Linked DNA regions of Homo sapiens: regions 1 and 3 are each linked to region 2. A link is a loop called in an ENCODE intact Hi-C map of the cell type or tissue named here. Cell type or tissue: heart right ventricle. All regions are shown on one strand.

Region 1 (4,000 bases), 90 kb before region 2:
TTGTCAGTTGATCAATACATAACCTTGTTTTATGTGTGTTTCTGTTTAACGACATCATATTTAACATATATAGTGTTATTTCATTAACGTTGGTCTTACAACCAACAGCACTGTGACCATGCCTGAATGAAGCTTATCTAACACAACATTTTCTCCACAAGACACATCATAGTCCCCTTGTGGTTAGGAACACTAGACAGCACTCCAACACTATGCTTGGGGGATGTTTAAACAGGGAAATCATCAACAAAAAGTACAAAAATGCTAAAAGTCTGGCACTAAGTAGACTGCAAGAAGGACACTTGTTTATAGCATGAGAACAGAAATAAGGCAGAGTGTCACCTTGTTTGGCCTCAGCTAGGAGTGTGCCCGTTGGGCGAGTGAACTCTTTCACCCCTCTGCATATGACCTCAAATGACTGCAAATGGATCACAAGTATTGATTTGAGGGTTGCAAATAAACATGAGCAGTTGGCAAATTTCAAGTAATGAAGATTAAGCATATTACCTATTTACTAAGGAGGCCCCAGAGCTGCAGAAATAGTCTTGGACTTTAAGTGAAAAACTTGGATGTGAGGACTCATTACTACCTGTGTGAAAGTTAGCCAGTATTTCCTCTCTCTCGAGGCCTAAGTTTCCTCAACTTTAAATGGCAGTAAAAACGTGAAACTCAAATAAGAGATGATGTATGTAAAATCCACGTTTCCATAAAGCACTATATGAATGTGAGGTGGTATGAAAGGCCCCTGTCTTCCACAAAAACTTTCATAATTACTCTAGCCTGTTTGATCTCTACCTCCCTTGAATTCAGAGCAATTATTACTTAAAATGCTAATTTGTCATTTAATTAGTCTTTTTCACATTTTGTACTTCCTCAATTTGTATGATTATTTAAATTTTTACTTCTCTAACAGATGATGAGTTTCTTGAGGACAAGGAACTGTTGTTTGCTTGTCTCTTCCACACCTGAGCAATTCTATTCATAAATGAATGCATAAATGCAAAGTCCATGTAAACCATTCCACAGACTTCTCTCGGAATCCTGATGACAGAAGAATGTGGTTTACAAATAAGCGGCATCCTTCATCATGCCAGGCTAGGGCTCTTAGCATCTAACTGGCAAGCAGTTAGACCATCAAACTTTTGAAAACTGCTTGCAAAAGAGCTTATCTTTCCCTGGAGATAATTACCTGGCACTGAACCAAAGCCACTTATATAAAAGTTAAGAAAGTTCAGTTAACTTTCTGATAGCTTGTATGCTTCAGCTTTTGATTTTTTAAGAGACAGGGGTCTATGCTATGTCATCCAGGCTGGAGTTGAACTTTTGGGCTCAAGTGATCTTCCCACCTCAGCCTCCCAAGTAGCTGGGACTACAGGCGTGCACCACCACACCTGGCTTGCTTCAGCTTTTAGACAGAGACCAACACCAATTTTGCTAACCTCAGAAGAGCAAATCTTCTCATAGTGCAGATGACCTAGAAAAACAACTGAGATTTTGCCCCTCATGAAATTGCTATGAAGTTTTTTTTTTTCAGATATTCAACATTCATTAAACTGCCTCTGATTTAAATTAATGTTTGGGTGTTAATTAGAGCCCAAACATCCTGATACTCTCCCCTTTCCTAATAATTTATGCCGTCTTCAACCCCTTCCAATTCCTATTTACAGCAGCCCACTTTCACATAATTCCATGATGGAAAAAGCTGGAGAGACAAAAGAGAGAGGTGATATTCAATGGAAAGCCATCAGTCTGGTATAATAGGGGAGGATCACATCACACGGATAGCTCGTGACATGATCTTGGCTGTTGGTCGATCCTTCTACTTTCTCAGTGATTTATTCAAGGGATCTGCTTTGTTTCACTTGCAAACTATTTTAACATTACTGTGGATAAACAGAGTGTCACCAGATTTCCCGTCTTTCCTGGGTCATTTTTCCTGGTTATATAAATGTTTGTCTTAATCCTCCTTCTTCCTCTGCACTTTTCAAAATGTTTTTTTATGCTTCTAGTCTGCACAGGGTCAGTGTGCTAATTACCAAATGAGACGAAGATGAAAGAGTCTCCACATTCACAGGCCAGATAGCTGGCTGTAGTCTTTAGGCAGCATCATATTTTTTAAATAACATTCATAGTTATCCATCCAGGCACCCTTCACCCTCACATGTTGTTTCAAATTGTTAACCGACAGCTCCAAATAGGCTCAGAGCAGAAAACTCCACGTCAAGGATCCAATAATGGCTGCTTCTGCTTTTGTGGTTTTCAGAAGTGGGGGAGGTGGCGGGCAGGTATGCTGATTTATCAGCATGTTTTCTTCATCTCTAAACTTGTACACTGGGGGAGAAGTCTAGGTTAAATGTGAACGCTTCACAGTTTTCCCACCATCTGAACTGTGTTATATTTGGCAAATAGTTTTCTGGAAGGGGAACAACGCGTTAAGCTCTGGCCATGACATAGTTTGTGATAAGCTTAACTGAATTCAAGAAGGAAAGGTCTATGCCAACTGTTCTTACACTCTTTCAATTTCTCAGGCATCCAGGGCAGAAAAATAAAACTCAAACAAAGCTTGAATATTTCAAAAGAAATTTGACATATTAACTGTATTAATTAATCCTGATACTGTTCTGAAACAACTTTAAAACTGTAAACAATCTTGATTATTTCCAGAGAGAAATATTTAGACTAAAATATTCACGATCAAAACTGGTTTAAAAATTCCACTAACTTGGGTTTTTAAAAATATTCCTTTCAACTCCAAAGTGGACAGAAAAAAAATAGGCCATTTTTTGCTGTAAATTAACATAGTGGAAATAATCACACACATTAAATTTCCTGTTTCTTTATGAGAACTGCTTATATTTTTGTGAGCTTCACTACCAGAACATTTCTATTTCAAGTGTTGAATGATAGAGACTAAAAATTCTATAACCTAAAATCTAGCAGCTTCCACGTTTTTCTCAACTAAGCACAGCATACCTTTTGCTGAGGGGAATAATTCTAGCGGTAAGGAGATGATTCATTCTTGAGCAACCAACCTCCACATTCCATTTTATCTTTAGTAAGGCTGACAGACAAATGATCTTTACTCAACCATGTTTAGTATATGGTTCAAAAAGAAAATACCTATAGAAACTTTTCAGGCCCACAGTCATGTTATCTCTAATGATTTTAGAGTATCTTAGAAGTAAGGCCAGATATCACAAAAACGACACAGGCCAGCTTACATAAATCAATTTTTTTTTTCATTTAGCATTACAGTTGCAGTGTTTGTTGCATAACAAAGAAACTCTCTTCTAGGTAGGTAAGTGGACAGATACCAACTCAGGTAGGACTTAAGAGGTGTAAGATATTGGAAGGGTGCGCATTAAAGTAAGTATGAAGGGAAAATGCCTTTGAGATTCTGATAAAAATTATGAACTTGGTTTCTTAAAAAGATGATTATATGTACAATTTGGCAAATGTGCAGAAGATTTTTTAGTTCATGAAACTCATCTATAGGATTGTAACAGTTTATAGACCTCATACTAAGAATCCCAGAATAAAGGCATTTTCCTCTAGTAAAAAGCAAATGTCTCTAATATCCAGAATCTACAAGGAACTGAAACAAATTTACAAGAAAAAAACAAACAACCCTATCAAAAAGTGGGCAAAGGATACGAACAGAAACTTCTCAAAAGAAGACATACGTGTGGCCAGCAAACATATGAAAAAAAGCTCATCATCACTGGTCATTAGAGAAACACCAATCAAAACCACAATGAGATACCATCTCATGCCAGTTAGAATGGCAATTATTAAAAAGTCAGGAAACTACAGATGCTGGAGAGACTGTGGAGAAATAGGAATGCTTTTACACTGTTGGTGGGAGGGTAAATTAGTTCAACCATTGTGGAAGACAGTGTGGTGATTCCTCAAGGAGCTAGAACCAGAAATTACCATTTGCCCCAGCAATCCCATTACTGGGTATATACCCAAAGGATTATAAATCATTCTACTACAAAGA
Region 2 (4,000 bases):
TAAGCAACCACTAATCTACTTTGTCTACATGGATTTGCCTCTTCTCAACGTTCACGTGAATCGAATAACATGGTATGTGGTCTTTTGTGACTGGCTTCTTTCACATAGCATAAGCGTGATATTTTCAAGGTTCACCCATGTTGTAGCATGTATTAACACCTCATTTCTTTTTATGGTTAAACAATATCCCACTGCATAGATATATTACATTTTGTTTATCCATTTGTCCATTGATGGATGTGTTTCTACCTTTAGGCTATCATGCATAATGCTGCTATAAACACTGAAGTGCAAATTTTTATGTTCACATATGTTTTCATTTCTCTTGGGAATCTAACCAGGGGTAAATTTGCTGAGTCATATGATAACTCTATGTTTAATCATCAGAGGAACTGCTAGACTTTTCCAAACTGGCTGCACCACCTCACATTCCTAACAGCAGTGTATCAGAATTCTCATTTCTTCACATCCTCTCCAACACTTGTAATTGGACTTCTTTATTCCACATGCTTATTTCCAATGATCACTTTCTCCTTCTTTAAAGGGCTTACAAACTTCACTCAATAATATTTTCAAGAGTTTTGTCCAGGATATCAAATTCCTCAGCCTTTAGATTGTAGAATTTTCTTTCTATTTTTAAGAGACAGTATGGATAACTGTCTTTGTGAGTCTCCTGCAATCACTCCCATTCTCCAAGCTTGCCATTTCTCAAAGATCACTTTGTATTAAGGCAAACAGAAAACTGGGTATCCACTGTGTCTTTTTCTTCAACACTGAGAAGAAAGTTTGCACAAAAGCCGCCTCCAAAACATAGATTATTTTTATTTGCAGATTTTTAAAGTTACATTAATTGTGGTTATTTGACATTAACTTATATTTTTATGTCCCTATATTGTCCCTGTGTTGAGGTATAATAAGTAACATGTCATGAAAGACTAAATCAATATTATAAGAGAAAAGATTATTTAACCACAAAATCAGATATAATATATCCAATTGATAAATGAATGCCTATTTTAAATACAGGGTCTAATATTTTTTAAATGATCTATTATAATACATAATGATTGTCCCAAAAGTTTTTAATCAATTCAGATTTTAAATGGGTTATCATTTGTATTATTAACATTGTAGTTTACTACTAAAAATGTATTGAGTCCAATAATTTTAAAACAGAGTATAAAAAGATATTTATTTTATTGTTATTCCAATCCAACATTATGACTCTGTATAACCTAAAATTGAACAAGAGACATTTTGAATCAAAACATTCAGTTATCTCCTCTTTTGTAGGTAATCTAAGAGCTAACAATCAAACTTATAAAGAAATTAGCTCAGGTAAAGCTATCTTGTCACATTTTTCTGGAAGCTGACATGGTCAATCTTCGTCAAGTATGGAAAACAGTGAAGAGTACTGAAGTAAGAAGCTGTGTAAGAGATTTCAACAACTACAAATTTCCTTGAAGATGAATATTATCTGTATGAGTCTATTACTGAAATTTTCATTCATTCCCATAACACCAAACATTCTCATATTCAAAACATAAATACTATGCAGCCATAAGAAAGAACAAGATCATGTCTTTTGAGGGAATATGGATGGAGCTGGAGGCTATTATCCTTAGCAGACTAATGCAGGAACAGAAAACCAAATGCTGCATGTTCTCACTTATAAGTGGAAGCTAAATGATGAGAACTCATGAACACAAAGAAGGGAACAACAGACACTGGTGACTACTTGAGAGTGGAGGATGGGAGGAGGGAGAAGAGCAGAGAAGAAAACTATTGAGTGCTGGGCTTAATACCTGGGTGATGAAATAATCTGTACAACAAACCCCCTGACACAAGTTCACCTATATAACAAACCTGCACATGTACCACTGAACCTAAAATTTTAAAAAATATAAATACAAACTGTTTTATTACCAAATATAACTTTAAATTATCTGCCATTTTGATTATGTAATTCAAATTCAAGCCCCTACTCATTTTAGCATGTTTAAAATTCTGTCGATCTAAATTATACAGCTTCTCACATTTTCTAGGCTGAGTAGTTAATAGAGGCATATATTTAGGCCAACGCCTAAACCTAACTTTACTTGCATTTCGCTTAATTCCATTCCTGTCCAGTCCTAAGGAATTAATCCTCTGGAAAGAAGAGGATCGTATCTGGGAAGTCCCAGGTTGCTAACTTAGAGGAAGGAAAAAGACTTGAAGAGTAGCAAACATCTCTCATTTTGTTAGTTTGTTTTCAAAGAAGCTTCCGAAGTAGAAGGCGCATCAATACAGGGACATCTAGTGGCAAAGATAAATCAATGCAGTGATTGGCTCCTTGACAATATAGGAACCTTACCTTTGGTCTATCTTCATATTTAAGGGGGAAAAAAATTCCCGAACTCTCAATAATGGCCATTCATAGTATTTATAACAGCAATTGAACAACAAAAAAATGCATGCAAAAGCAAAGAATTTGAAGCAAATTTTCTTTTTTACATGATAACATAAAACTAGGCTTATAGCCAAGATGGATTTGTACTCATCAGGTTCTATATCTTTTCGAGCCATAGCAGTATTAAGAAGTAAAATAATCATTATACAAAAATTAATCTTTCTAGAAACATTAAAAGCCACAATAAACCAATTCCCCTTTATGTTGTAGAACATTAGTTTAACAGTATTACTTTATAAAGCCATACGACGATAATAAAAAAACTAATAGAAAACTAATGATCTATATCCCAATTGAAATCAATAAAAGAAAATAACAGTGACTCCTAATTAAGCCATTCCGCATCCTTAAGGTATTTTCATATGTGCCTCTTTTAAAGAAATCTTTTTGCTTTTTTCTTTAAAATGAGATGGAAAATCAAGGAAAACTTACTTCAAGGCAAATACTATTTTCCTCATTAGCTTTCTTTCTTGCTGGAATGGAAAAAGCAACTGCTTCTCAGGTATTTAGGTATTGCCGGAGGGTTGTGGAGCCAAAAAAAGAAAAGAGTAAGCATTTAGATCTGGGTCTCAAACAGTATAAAGAAACTGATACAAAGTTTTTATTTTATAAGTTAATAAATAGAAATGACTAACATCAGTACGTTAGTTATTGATGTTGATCATTTCAAAAGGCCAGCCTGGGATCTTACTTCAGGCTGAAATCCGGAAGAGGCATTTAACAGGTGAGGTATTTTGTTTTCACTTTGCCTTCCACTTGTGAGTTATCCTTCACCAGCAGGGAAAACCGCCTGCAGCACTTCTGGCATACTGGCTTTTCCTATCTCAATGCAGTTCCTTTTTTCCTAATAATGACCCTTCACTATAATTTCTCTTTTTTACTGACATTAAAGTGGACTTTAATATTTTGAAGGCCAATTCACTCACATGGGTTTATGAAAACACGAAGGTTGTATTTGGAATTGTTACTCAGTCATCAGGCAGAGCTCATATTCTCATTTTTGTGGACATCTTATTTCTGACCTTTCAAATGCTTTCTGTCCTCCCGCTCAGCTTCTCAGCACTTACCAGTCATGAGATGATTTGCCATTGATTTTTATTGAGGAAGCCTGAAATTGCTAAACATCTCATTTTGCCCATTCCCACGTCACAGGTTGATCCTAGTTTTATACAACTATCTCATATAGCACATAAATATATAATACAATATGTTAAATACCTATAAATAACAAGTAAATAAAGTAATGCAAGGTTTAAAAATATTGAGCAACTTGTAGCTAAAAAAGCAGCAAAGCATAACCAATGATTACTTGAACCCAGGTGAGGGAGATGGGGAAAGGGTGCAGCATTCTAATGAATGTAAACAAATAGAGTATGATTGTGGAAATGTATTATTATACATGCATTTCAATATTAAGTATACATTTCTCAATCTTTTCCCCATGTGTTCCCACAAAATGTCCCTTCTGCCAACACTTTTTCTCAGACTTCAATGGATACAGTACCCATCATGAATAAGATTTTTTTTTAATTTGTAATCAAGAGTCAGACT
Region 3 (4,000 bases), 140 kb before region 2:
TTGGTAAAATTGAAGATTTGCATTCCTTCCACTTAACAATTTCATGTCTAGAGAAATTAGTATAAATGCACACTCGAATACAAGTACAAGGACAGTCACAGCTGGAAACAAGCCAAATGTCTTCCAATGGTAGGACAGATATAAATGTGGTGTAGTCATACAATGAAATACTATACAGCAATGAAAATAAACTTTATGCTATAGCATATATGACTGTGAATATGTCTCATAAATGTAATACTGAGATACAGTTGGTAGGCAAAAAGAAATATATGAGGCCATTCAAGCAGAGTTTCTTTTTTAAAGAAACAACTAAACTAAAATGCAGTTTTTAGAGATGGATATGAGGGATTAGTGCTCCCTACTTTTCTTTACAGTTTTATGAGAAAAGACCACAGAATGGATATCTCTAGGTCAAAGAGATGAGGTTGTGATGAGAGAGGGACAAACATGGTTGAGGACTTCCTGGGAGCTGGCTACATTGTATTTCTTGACCTCAATGGTGATTGTACAGTGTTTACCACATAATTATTTGTCCACATGACAAGTATTTGTTTTATACATTTTTCTACATACATATTATATTTCATAATAAAGAAAAAACAATAGAAAACAAAGTAATATATTTTCTAGGTTCTTCTTCACTGAAATCTTGAGTTTTCATTCTGTTCTACCAAATAGCTATCGTGCAATTTCTTATATTTTATAGGTTATATTTTCCCATTTAAATGCATTCCCTGTATTATTGAACTTTGTTCCCTGAAGAATATAAGACCTCTCATCATGTTTAGCTGTATTGTAACAATCTGAATTTATATTTAAAAATGCGTAATATGTGGAATGGCAGTCTTCTCCAATGCCCACCTCCAAAGCTAGTTAATATGAAAATCTGACCTGACATAGAAAACACAACAATAACATGAATATGCAAAGGATATATCGGGTTTTTTTCTATCTACCAACAGATGAATCTATGTAAGTGGCAAGGCCACTTTTGTACATATATGACGTAGATTCCAAATATACGTAAAGGCTTAGAGCAATCTAACAAAATTGAATACCCAAAAGATGTTATCCTTGCACATAGTTTTCCAAACTTTCACCAAAAATATTATTCTACAGAAGATATAAGAAACCTTAGGGTTTCAAATTAATGGCTTTAAGTGCTGGATTTTTGTCCATTTTTAGAAAATATCAGTCCCACGCATTCTATAAAAGGCAATTATACTCAATCCCATAGTATCATCTCAACCCCATACATTAAAAAATGAAAATGAAAAATGACATTAATGGACACACTAAAAAACGTTGCAGTAGTAACACTTTTAAAATACAGTTATCATGTAGCTATATTAGTCTGACATTACCCTGTGCCTAGAATCTGTCTTCTCAATTCTATTTTGAGACTTTTGGTCATTTCTCTGATAGCAATGCCAATAAAGCTGCCAGTTACCATTAATCTCAGTTCTATGAAAGAATAAATCATTCTCACAAGCAATTAAACAATAAACACATTAAAATAAGACCAATTAGAGCTAAGACTAGACATTTACCACATAGTTATAACACAGGCTTGTCATAATCATTTCAGCTTTAACTGGACACTTCTTCAATAATTCTTTCTAACAGAAGCAAGATAAGATTTTGCTGTGGGAGTACCCAAATTCAGTAGAGTTTAAATTGAAATACTTAATCAGGAATTTCAATCATATGTCTGCAAGACTTTCCTTTGTACATTAATTTGTATGCCCACGATTTGTCCTATGCTTTGTTTGCCAATAGTTTACCATGTGCAGCATGCTCTGAAGTTTGTAACTGTGCCAGCTCTCTTTCACATTTCCAATCTTTTAATAAATTGCTTTGCAAAGACAATGAAAGCTCACAGTCAGTGGCCACATGTAATTTTTTTCCTTTAGGTAGTCTTCATTATATAGACAACTGGTTTCAAGTTGTTTTAATAACTTGGCCCTTTGTGGGTATCAAAATGTCTAAGTTCTTCTTCTTGAATTCCTTAGGCAGTCTTTACAAATGTATCAGTAAGTTATTGCTTCATATGTAACTTTGTAATACTATAAATATATGAATAAACGTAGGCAATTTTCAGAGGAACTATAAATAAATCCTTAATTTCTCAAGATTTTATTGTTGCCCAGTTATATATGCCATATTTTATCACCAAAAAAATACTCATTGATCCTCCTAAGGAAATAGGGAAATAGTGTAGCTCTTTATTGAATGGCTTGTGGGCAACAGCAAATTCCAATTTTTTCCACTCACTAATAGAGAAACTGCTTCTCATTAATCTAGCAAAAGGAGAGAGAAGCTGTAAATACAGACAGAGAACTCCAGTTTTGTTAAGAGATTAGGGTTTGGGAGAGGAAATTTGATGAGGCAAAGGGAGCTCTCACTGAAAATTCAAACAAAAACAAAAATGCTTAGGTGTAGCAAGTGCATCTGGGAATTATGAAATGCCAGGGCCAGGAATGGTGGCTCACACCTATAATCTCAACACTTTGGGAGGCAAATGCAAGAAGATTGCTTAAAGCCAGGAGTTCAAGACCAGCCTTGGCAACATCTCTACAAAAATAAAGAGCCAGATGTCATGGCATGCACGTCACAGCTACTGGAGGCTGAGGTAAGAGGCGTGCTTGAACCCAGGAGCCAAGTCTGCAGTGAGTTATGATCGCACCACTGCACTCAAGCCTGAATGACAGAGTGAGGCCCTGTCTCTGGGGAGGACGAGGAGGAGGAGGAGAAGAAGAAGAAGGAAGAAGAAGGAAGAAGGAGAAGGAAGGAGGAGGAAGGAGGAGGAAGAAGGAGGAAGAAGGAGGAAGGAGGAGAAAGGAAGAAGGAAGAAGGAAAGAAGAAGGAAGAAGGAGGAAGAAGGAAGAAGAAGAGGAGGAGGAGGAGGAACAGGAAGAAGAAAAAAGAGGAGGAGGAAGAGGAGGAGGGAAGAAGAAGGAAGAAGAAGAAAGAAGAGGAGGAAGGAGGAAATAAATGCCACGTTTTGATGTACTGCCATTAATAAGATATTTTTCAATAAAAGTGATTACAATGAAGAAAAGTTTTGAGAATTTGCCCTGTGTATAGTGCCAGTGAAGCAGCTTGAGAGAGCAGAGGGGTCTTATACAGGTACAGAGAGAGACCAAGGAGAGACCCCACTCCAATCAGGGTTGAGCCAAAACACCAAACAGGTGCCTTATACAAGTCAGCCTTAGTAACTTAAAAGTACACTACCCAACATTTCCATAGCAACCACACAAGTTGCTAATGGATCAGTGGTGCCTAATTTGGATCCCTGAATGTGCATCAGAAGGTTCACAAACAACTTAAATTGTAAGCAAAATACCATATGTGTGACACATATATATAACAATTTTCTAGGGAGATAATCTATAGCATATGTAAACGCATTTTTAAAATATATACTACCTAGCATAATGTTAAACATATTTGAGGTTTATGCCTCATTTAGTTCTGGATCCCATCAGAATAACCTGTACCTATGCAGACAGAAGAAAATATTTCATTAGGGTTATGTAACTAAACATTTCAAGGCTTTTCCTTTTATCTTTAAAAAAAAGTTTGAGTAGATTTTTTTTCATCTAACCATATCAAGTACTATAAACAATATACTGTAAAAATAACTAAGGAAACTATGTCTTCTTGAATTGTGATTTTGCCAACACAAAGAAATAGCTCATATTTTCATCTGTCATTGCTGGCTGGTTATGAGAATTAAAAGCAAGAATGTAATGAGAGGAACATGAACTTTTAACAATGATTGAATCACACTCTAGCCTTGCTCCAAGTCTGCTGTCACCAGCAAGATCTTGTTATGACAGTTTAAAATGTCTTTTCTGATAGCAGCGTTTGAGGGATTAATTTAAGATGAAATCTATACTTGCATGTACATGTAATGGGGGGGTAGTATGGGAGGTTAATAAATGTATATTTCTCATGGACTTTAAAAGAGAAGGACAAATTGTTTCTACTAAGC

Evidence for each region. A loop is a pair of places that touch in the nucleus more often than their neighbours do. Peaks named below come from ENCODE experiments on the same cell type or tissue, not always from the same donor. Only the 100,000 strongest peaks of a DNase experiment are listed, where the experiment ranks them.
Region 1: a loop joins it to region 2, with 2.1 times the contacts of the local background. A loop is called at or near these places in 3 of 110 quality-filtered maps.
Region 3: a loop joins it to region 2, with 2.8 times the contacts of the local background. A loop is called at or near these places in 36 of 110 quality-filtered maps.

What each region holds. Positions count from the first base shown.
Region 1 is chr12:19,845,791-19,849,790 of GRCh38, reverse strand. The region is part of intron 1 of LOC105369682 (a long non-coding RNA gene); the gene reads left to right. Among named protein-coding and RNA genes, the nearest start is that of LINC02398, 170 kb to the left of the region's middle. In heart right ventricle, no CTCF peak of the experiment used is centred here; a DNase peak (open chromatin) is centred at 2,270; H3K27ac peaks cover 3,666 bases.
Region 2 is chr12:19,755,806-19,759,805 of GRCh38, reverse strand. No RefSeq gene overlaps it. Among named protein-coding and RNA genes, the nearest start is that of LINC02398, 260 kb to the left of the region's middle. In heart right ventricle, a CTCF peak has its summit at 2,301 (motif pointing left); no DNase peak of the experiment used is centred here.
Region 3 is chr12:19,895,583-19,899,582 of GRCh38, reverse strand. No RefSeq gene overlaps it. Among named protein-coding and RNA genes, the nearest start is that of LINC02398, 120 kb to the left of the region's middle. In heart right ventricle, no CTCF peak of the experiment used is centred here; no DNase peak of the experiment used is centred here; H3K27ac peaks cover 3,086 bases.